2 separate regions of the Homo sapiens genome follow, and region 1 is linked to region 2. The links are chromatin contacts, found by Hi-C or POLR2A ChIA-PET in ENCODE. All regions are on one chromosome and are shown on one strand. Each heading gives the region's core, a stretch centred on a gene start or an enhancer-like site at or near the end of the contact. The rest is flanking DNA. Distances are from core to core; before and after follow the strand shown.

Region 1 (4,442 bases), core at 194-2,693, 42 kb after region 2:
TTCCTGTCCTTGACCCTCTTCCCTGGAATCTTGACTTTAAAAGAGGAAGGGGCTGGGTGCAGGCTTTTGGGTGCTCAGCACTGGGCCAAGCTGATGGCTTCCTGTAGCACTTCAGTGAGGGCAGGTACTGCATGGTCAGATGCTGCTAGAGGGGCTGCCTCCTAAGCCTTGCCTTCACCATCCAGGCAGGCAGTGCCTTCCTGGAGGGCAGTGACGGGGAGCTCTGGGACCCTTCAGCTCTAGCCTGGGACACCACCCCTTCTTGTAGGCCGGTGCTGCTGTTCATTTAGCAGGAGGCAGTCATTTATTCATTCAACAAACATTTATTGAGCACTTACTGTGTTCCAGGCTCTCAGTGAAGCACTTTCTGAGAATTATTATCTCATTTAATCATTAGAACAGCCCTGTGCATGGTGATTCTTATAGTTGTCATTGTATGGAAGAGGAAACCAGGGATCGGAGCAGTGGATGGCATCTGTGTCACAGCTGGCCTCAGCTGGGATCGAGCACAGAGCTCAGTCTCCTAAAAATCCCTACCCAGGGCATGATGGTGACATGGCAAAAAGGGGAACCTGGGGGGCACACTGGCAGGACCAGAGATTGCTTCAGAGCAGAAATGACCTGGAGTAGAGTGGTCCCATTTTTCACTGGGCAAGCAGTGGTGTCTCTGCCTGCAGGATGTCGGGGGGTGCTTGAAGCTCATTACACCCAGTGTGGCTTCCATGCCAAGGCAGAAGGAATACTAGGGGGAGTTTAGGACCAGGCTGTGGGCGGCATCCGCATTGTCTGGTTCCTCGTAAGTCGCACCACAGGGTTGGTCAGCAGCAGTTCAGCTCTTGTTAAAGCTGATAGGGAAAGAGGACGGGTGTTTGGGAACAGTTCTCTTGGGGGATCCTGGTCCCGGATTTGACTTCAACTCAGGACAACAGGACTCAGGGCAAATCCTTTTAATGATTGAAGCCATCCCTCCCTGCTCTCCCTCCCCCAACACCTCCAGCCCAGTCTTCCCTGTCCCCTTCCCACAGCCCCAGTCCGCATCTTCTCAGATTGTGAAGTTAATTGCAAGGGAGTGGGATGGACCCATTGGCCTGATCCTGATGGATCTTTCCAGTCACAGCTGAAAGACCTTGGGTCTAATCATGGATCCACCTTTGATCAGATTCTTGGCTTTGAACAAATCTCTCTCCCTCTCTGAGCCTCAGTTTCCTCCTCTGTAAAACAGGGTCAGGTACCTGCCATTCGTGGGTTGGCTCTGCCCCTGGAGGAACTGGTGGGAGGATTAGGGGAGGCACCAGGCATCCCCTGGCCTGGAGCAGTGCTCAGAGCCAACTCCCGCCAGAGGTGCCCCAGAACAGCTGGAACTGCACTCACACCCTTATCTGGGGAGGACAGCACATCACTGAGGGGTGTGGTTTGAATCATAAGTGCTGGCTGCTCTGAATTCAGCCAGAGCTATCCTGGGCTGTGTGGCTGAGGGCCCCCGGGGGTCCTGGGGCTCCATGCTGGGCTTGCATTTCAGGAGACCTCAGATGCTGCTGGCCTGCTTGCCCTGCCGTTGTTGGGTGGGTTGAGCTGTTTTTAGCTCTAAGCTTTGCAAAGGCTGTTTCTTTCCTGCCCAGAGCTCCCTCGTGGGACAGAGTGAACAGGCCCCTCCCTGCCAGACAGAGATTGGGCCTGAAGAAAGAGCTTGGAGCCAGATGGGACCCTGTGGGCTTTGAAAGGGAGGCCTGGTTTGCTCTCTGTGGCCTGCCAACCTGGGACACCGGTGCCCAGCCTTGCTCCTTCCCTGGGAAACTGAATAGACGCCAGGGTCTCACACCTGCCCCGTGGGAAAGGCTGGGGTATGTGCCTGCCTGGTGACGGTGGCAGCCGCGGAGGCTCGCGGATCCTGTCCCCTTTGCCGGCCACATGCTTCTGACTCATCAGAGGAAGAATGTGGTCTTTTTGGGAGAGAGTTTTTAAAAATAGTCCAAGTCCTCCTCTGGCCCTGTCCCACTCCTCCCCTTCTGACCATTTCCTGGCATCAGCCCCAGACCTCTTTCCACTCTGGTTTTGGGGAACTGCCCCTTTGCAACTTGGCTGTGAATCTGTTTGTGAACCTTACTGGGGAGGAGCTGTCCTGGGTGCAGGCTGGTTTCAGAAGGGAGGGGCCCAGCTGTGGCCGCCTCCTCCCCAGGGGCCCGACTTGGGACGAGGGATTTCTGCATTCCTTTGGCAACTGTGCCTTGGGTCGCCTGTGTGTCAGGCCTGTGCCATGGGTGCAGATAAGAGCGGTGAACAGTGGTCACAGTCCTGCCTTCATGGAGTCCACATTCTCATAGGAGGAAACTGATAAATAACTAAAATTTGTAGTTGCCAGAGGTGTTAAATCCTGTGAGGATGGGGACACTGGGTCAGGGCATGTGTGTGGGCTGTCAGGAGAAGGCCTCTGATACAGCGACCTTGGAGCAGAGCCCTGAAGGTGAGGGCAGCAGTGTGTGGGTATCTGGGGGAACAGCATTTCAGGCAGTGGGAACAGCAAGTGCAAAGGCCCTGAGGCAGAAACATGCTTGGGGCATTCAGGGAGCTGGAAGGTGGTGGTGACTAGAGTGAGCTGTGTGGAGAGAGGTAGGACATGAAGTCGGGGGGGTTGTGGGGGCTCTGACACGTGGGGCCTCAGAGATCAAGATGAGGGCTTGGGTCTTCCTTAAATGAGGTGAGAAAACATTCCAGGCTCTGAGCGGAGGATGAACTTGGCCGCTGTGCTGAGAACAACATGTCAGGGCAGGGGTAGAGGTGAGAGCAGAGGGACTGGTCAGGAGGCGTTTTGAATAGCCCAGGTGAGAGATGATGGTGGTTTGGGCCATGGTGGTACTGTGGAGGGGGTGAGATGCGCTCGGATTCTGGGCGTATGTTGAAGGTAGAGCCAGCAGGTTTGCTGAAGGGTGGGCCCTGGGTGTGAGACAGAGGTGTCAAGGATGACTCCAAGGTTTTGGCCTTAGCAGCTGGTGGGATGGTGCTAGCAAGCGGGATGGGAAGACTGGGAGGAGCAGGGTTCTTTGTTCTGGCAGCATGGTGATCAGGAGGTGGGTATGGGCACGTTAAGGCTGAGATGCCCGATCAATCACTGAGTGAAGACACAGAGCAGGCAGAGGGGCAGAGCCTGGAGTTCAAGGGCAGGACAGGCTGGAGGCATCACTATGGCCATGGCTTAGGACCCACGAAGTGAGCCAGGTGACCCAGGTGGCCCAGGGAGGAGCCGCGGTGTAGCCTGAACCTGGGAACTGCCAACCTGGAGGGAGGAAGGAGGAGCGGAGGAAGGGGAGCTGGAGCGAGACGTGAAAGAAGGGAGCAGCTGGCAGGTCAGGCAGAATGGGGACCGAGATGCTCCTCTCTCCCCATCCTGGTCCATCAGAACCGGTGTAGTGGAGGCCGCAGGTGACCTCGTGAGCTGGCTGGCAAAGCGGTGGGCACACACTTGGTTGGGAATAGGTAGCTCAGCACAGAATAGGAGACAGGGACAGGAGACGGAGCATGGGCACTCCTCGGGGAAGTCTTGTAAAGGGGAGCAGAGAAATGGGGTAGTGGGTGGAGAGGGTATGGGATCAGATGAGCAGTAATGCAGCGTATTTATTCATTTATTTATTATGACTTTTTTGAGATGGAGTCTTGTTCTGTCACCCCAGCTGGAGTGCAGTAGTGCGATCTTGGCTCACTGCAACCTCTGCCTCCTGGGTTCAAGTGATTCTCCTGCCTCAGCCTCCCGAGTAACTGGGATTACAGGTGCCCGTCACCACTCCCGGCTAATTTTTGTATTTTTAGTAGAGATAGGGTTTCACCACCTTGACCAGGCTGGTCTTGGACCTCTGAGCTCAAGTGATCCACCAGCCTTGGCCTCCCAAAGTGCTGGGATTATAGGCATGAACCACCATGTCTGGCCACATATTTCTATTTGCTGGGAAGGATCCAGTAGAGAGGAGCTGCGTCTCTTGGTGGCCTCGGCTTCTACCCTAGAAAGACGTCCTTGTACCATGCAAAAGACTCCTCCCTTCCCTCCTTACCCCATCTCATTTCTGGCATCAGCTCAGAGGCCAGTTTGGGGGGGCTCCTCCAGTTGCCCATCTGCAGACCTGTGGACCAGTGATGGGATGGGCAGGGGACCCCTGCAGGTAATTCCGCTCAGAAAGGCAGGGGCCATGGATGGGCAGCAATTCTGAGATCCAGCTGTGCGCAACCATCTCCCTGACCCAGCCCGAATTCTTTGCTTGCGGGGGTCAGTCCACCCGATGTGGGAGGGTGCGGCCTGGGAGAGACCACCAGGGCACCGGCAGAGGAGAACGCCTTGTACTGGGTCCATTTTGGGAGCCCGGGACGCCCTCCTCAGCCCCCTGCTCCATGGGGCCTTGTGGGAATATCAGGGTAGAAAACTCTGCAGGCATGGAGAGTTTAGCTGTGGGTTAGCT
Region 2 (4,679 bases), core at 1,560-4,059:
CCCATTTTTTCCTTCAGCAGAATGACAGAGACCCCCTTCCCCCATCCTTCCTTGTCTCAGAAACAGAGGCAGCCTTTGTTTCAAGGGGAACCAAGAAAACAGGGAGCTCTCCGGACCACACTGTGACCTGCTCTGCAGGTAACCCTGGTCCTTCCTGCTGGCCCAGCCAAACCCAGCTCAGCTACTGTAGAGACATCCAATACCCCAGCATGGGGAGGGAGGAGAGGGAGGGAGCCAGCGGGGTTAAGTAGTGCCCCTGCCCACCTTCTCCCTCCGCATCTTAGTCTACCCTGTCTCTCCCCCTGAGCAATGTTATAATTAAATCTGATAAGCATCCGTTCTATCTGATAAAAAAGGTCCCAATGTCATGGTTGGTTTGAGCCAACTGGGGTGGGGGATGGGACCCTAGGCTGGGAGCCAGGAGGCTGCCTCTGCTCCCCACGCCATTCTTCACGCCCTGCATGACCTTGAGCAAATGCTTGACCTCTTGGGGCCTCAGTTTCTCTCTAGGAAAGGAGGATGTTGGCTTGAGCCATGGGTTCTAGTCTTGTTCCTGGTGGCACACGCCTGTGGTCCCAGCTACTCAGGAGGCTGAGATGGAAGGATCGCCTGAGTCCAGAAGTTCAAGGCTGCAGTGAGCTGTGATGACACCACTGCACTCCAGCCTGGGCAACAGAGCGAGACTCCTTTCCAAATAAATAAATAAACAAATAAATAAAATCATTCTTTTAATAATTTTTTTTTAAAGTAAAGAGGCTGGGTGCTGTGGCTCATGACTGTAATCCCAGCACTTTGGGGGGCTGAGATGGGCAGACCACTTGAGATTGGGAGTCTGAAACCAGCCTGGCCAACATGGTAAAACCCCGTCTCTGCTAAAAATACAAAAATTAGCCAGGTGTGGTGGCGTGCGCCTGTGTCCCAGCCACTTGGGAAGCCGAGATGGAAGAATCGCTTGAATCCTGCAGGTGGAGGTTGCAGTGAGCTGAGATCCCACCACTGCACCCTAGCCTGGGTGATAGAGTGAGACTCTGTCTCAAAAAAAAAAAAAAAAAGAAAAGAAAAAAGAAAACCAGGAGGAAAAGAACTAGAGGGCAATAACTCCCCCACTCCCCATCTCCCACCCCCTATTCCTCAGGGCCCTTCCCCTCTGAAAGTCTCTGAATTGCTCAAATGGATGGCTCCCCAGTGCCCTCTCTGGGTTCCCTGCCAGTGCTCCCTCTCCTTCCTCCCTGTGTGGCTGCAAAGCCCAGGGAGCACAGGAATGCAGGGGAGGTTCTTATTGCTTCCGATATTCAGGGGACTGGCCAAGACTGGAGTGATCTCTGTAAAAACCTGCCCCTAGTCTGTGTGGCCAATTTTTGGAATAAACCTGGGATGCCAACGTTTGTGGGAGAAGAGGCCTCCTAAGTCCTTTCCACCTTATTAGTGGAAAAATTTGGACTTTTTGGTCAGAGTTGGGTTCAGATCTCAGCTCTGTCCCTTCTGATGGTGTGAACTTGGATGAGTCACTTGGTCTCACTGAGGTGTTGAGAGGGTTATGAGTTATCCCAGGCAGATCACTAAACCTGGTGCACAGCAAATGCTCAATGAAAGGAAGGCCATATCTTGGCACCAGGGTTGCCCCAACTCCCTGTTTCTGACAAAGAGACAAGGCTGGCCGGGCACAGTCACTCACACCTGTAATCCCAGCACTTGGGGAGGCCGAGGTGGGCAGATTGCTTGAGCCCAGGAGTTTGAGACCAGCCTGGGCAACATGGCGAAACCCCGTCTCTACTGAAAATATGAAAAATTAGTCAGACATGGTGGTGTATGCCTGTAGTCTCAGCTACTTAGAGGCTGAAGCATGAGAATCGCTTGAGCCTGTGAGGCAGAGTTTACAGTGAGCCAAGATCACACCACTGCACTCCAGCCTGGACAAGAGAGTGAGACCCTGTCTCCAAAAGAAAAAAAAAAAAAAAGACAAGGCTCAGGGATGGCAGGATGCCTCGTTGTGCTGTCTTGGATGGCAATGACTTGTTCCATTCAGGCGGGCGGATGTCTCTAAGTGGGGCCGGGATCCCACTCTGCTTTCTAGCCTTTTTCTCTTCTTCATTTTCTTGAAAAGTTGTTCTGGAAACTACAAAACTGGGCCACAGGCCTCCATGCCTGCTCTCCTGGGACTACCGACTTGTTTCATCTCTGAGTCTTGCTTCTCCCAAAGGAAACTAGAAACCCTGGGCTCTGATCAGGGAATGCAGGGGTGGGGGAAGGGGGCAACCTGCTTCACATTGATCTCACCCCAGAACCGGGTGGCTGGCTGACGCCGCTGATCAGAATTCATGTGGTCGGAGGATTTGTAGGTCAGCATGAGATCTTTTAATACACCAGAGAATAATCTCCCTAAAGCTCTAGCCTCCTGGCGGGTGCTCCACACACAATTCTGAGACAGCACCCAGGGAATGGGTTGGGATTGACTCCGACCAGAACTTGAGAGGCTGGCACGGCTCTGTTCCCAGGCCCCACCCTGGAGCCACAGGGCAGGGAGCTCACTACATTGGAGACATTTTATGGCACCACCCGTACCCCTCACCCGGAGCCGATCCAGAGACCTGTAGTTTGGGATTGAGCAGGTTAAATTCCCTGGTGGCTTCTGGGAAAATGCTTGATCAGACTCTGTGCACTGCTGTCTTTACTGAGCTCTCTCAAAGTTCATCACCCCCAAGACACTCCTTTTTTTTTTTCTACGCCTGAAACATCAACATACTCTTCTCTGCTTTGCCTGGAATCCTTGCCAGGGGATTTTCCAGTTAGCAGAAAAACTGCATCCAGTTTCCGACCTATTCACTGAGGGGGTAGGTGACTGGGAGGCGAGGGTTATTGCCCTCTAGTGCTTTTCCTCTTGCTTTTCTTTCTTTCTTTCTTTTCTTTTTTTTTTTTTTTTGAGATAGAGTCTCACTCTGTCACCCAAGCTGGAATGCAGTGGCATGATCTTGGCTCACTGCAACCTCCGCCTCCTGGGTTCAAGCGATTCTCCTGCCTCAGTCTCCTGAGTGGCTGGGACCACAGGCATGAGCCACCATACCTGGCTAATTTTTGTATTTTTAGTAGAGATGAGGTTTTGCCATGTTGGTCTCAAACTCCTGGACTCAAGTGATCCACCTGCCTTGGTCTCCCAAAATGCTAGGATTGTAGGTGTGAGCCACTGCGCCTGTCCCTTTTCCTCTTGGTTTTCTTTACTTTGAAAAAATTCATTAAGATAATTATTTTCTTTCTTTATTTGTTTATTTATTTATTTGAAACAGAGTCTTGCTCTGTCCCCCAGGCTGGAGTACAGTGGCATGATCACAGCTCACTGAACTCCTGGGCTCAAGTGATCCTCCCACTTTAGCCTCCCAAGTAGCTGGGACCACAGGCATACACCACTATGCCTGTATAATTTATTTTTACTTTTTGTAGAGACAGGGTCTCACTGTGTTGCCCAGGCTGGTCTTGAACTCCTGGGCCCAAGTGATCCTCCCACCTCGACCTCTTAAAGTGTTATAGGCATGAACCGCTGTGCTCGGCCTCCTTTTGGTTTTCAGTTGTATTCATCCATCCACCCATCCATCCATCCATCCATCCAGCCATCCATCCTCCATCCATCCATTTGTCCACCACCCATAATTTTCATCCATCCATCCATCCTCCATCCATTCATTCATCTGAAGACTGTTTATTGAATTCCTCTTCTGTGCCAGACACTGCATTCTGGAGACACAACTCTGTGCACTGGATACATGATCCTGCCCTCGGGGGATAATAGTATAGCAGGGGTAACAGACAATTTAACAAGCACTATAGTACTTGGTGCTAGGCTTAACGTGTGCTTATCAGTGTGCTCATCTGTTGCATGGGATGGTTCCAGTACTTACTTCATGGGATTATTGTGTTTCCATGGGATAATACGGTAAAGGGCTGGCTCAGGTCTTGTCGTGTAGCAAATGCTCAATAAATGTTAGCCATGTTGATGATGATGGTTGTGAGGATGGTGATATAGATGATGATGATTAAGATCATTTTGTTTTGTTTTGTTTTTTGAGATGGAGTCTCCCTCTGTTGCCCAGGCTGGAGTACAGTGGCGTGATCTTGGCTCACTGCAACCTCTACCTCCTGGGTTCAAGCGATCTCCTGCCTCAGCCTCCCAAGTAGCTAGGACTACAGGCATGCACCACCACACCCAGCTAATTTTTGTATTTTTAGTAGAAACAGGGTTTCACCATGTTGGCCAGGCTAGTCTTGAACTCCTGACCTCAAGTGATCCACCTTCCTCGGCCTCCCAATGTGCTGGGTTTACAGGCACGAGTCACCACATCCGGCCAATTAAGATCATTTAACACAGTGTCCGGCATTAACTAGTTAACCAGATGTATCCATGGGTTGTTCTGGGAAGTTGGCTTGTCCTTGGCAGCCACAGACAGTAGAGGGGATGGTGACATAGGGCAGACCCCAAGCCAGCTTCTCAGGGTGGGGAGGGCTATGAGCAAATCACCTCCACACAGGTGCTGTGGATGCTAGCCATGCCTTCTGGGCTGGGTCTAAGGGGTTCTTCAGGGAAGCCTGGGCCACCACAGCTGCCTATCTGGTTTGCCCAGTTAGGAGCTGGTTGAGAAGCATCTGAGGGCAAAATGACCCATGAATGACAAGCTGTGAACTGCCTTTGC

What was found. Hi-C counts contacts between places; a loop is a spot of excess contacts on that map. ChIA-PET counts read pairs that join two places held with the same protein, here RNA polymerase II (POLR2A). Pooled maps may share reads with other maps.
Region 1: a loop to region 2 is called in a map of vagina, with 7 times the contacts of the local background. The contact joins two enhancer-like sites. A Hi-C loop is called at or near these places in 12 of 168 maps with a recorded cell type or tissue (HCT116, PC-9, aorta and 9 more), 1 of 37 single-sample maps with no recorded cell type and 13 of 50 pooled maps. POLR2A ChIA-PET finds 5 or more read pairs at or near these places in 12 of 52 experiments (A549, AG04449, B cell and 7 more).

Annotation. Positions count from the first base shown.
Region 1 is chr1:17,567,915-17,572,356 of GRCh38, forward strand. The region is part of intron 1 of ARHGEF10L (Rho guanine nucleotide exchange factor 10 like); the gene reads left to right. Among named protein-coding and RNA genes, the nearest start is that of ARHGEF10L, 30 kb to the left of the region's middle. RefSeq lists enhancers at 542-1,058, 1,280-1,574, 1,575-2,091, 2,608-3,124. Within about 2 kb of position 1,444, at least 28 of the 41 ENCODE cell types and tissues checked have a DNase peak (open chromatin) inside an H3K27ac peak, as active enhancers do; they include prostate gland and transverse colon, where a contact is called at or near this core.
Region 2 is chr1:17,524,967-17,529,645 of GRCh38, forward strand. It overlaps a transcript of ARHGEF10L not described here. Among named protein-coding and RNA genes, the nearest start is that of ARHGEF10L, 12 kb to the right of the region's middle. Within about 2 kb of position 2,810, at least 8 of the 41 ENCODE cell types and tissues checked have a DNase peak (open chromatin) inside an H3K27ac peak, as active enhancers do; they include prostate gland and transverse colon, where a contact is called at or near this core.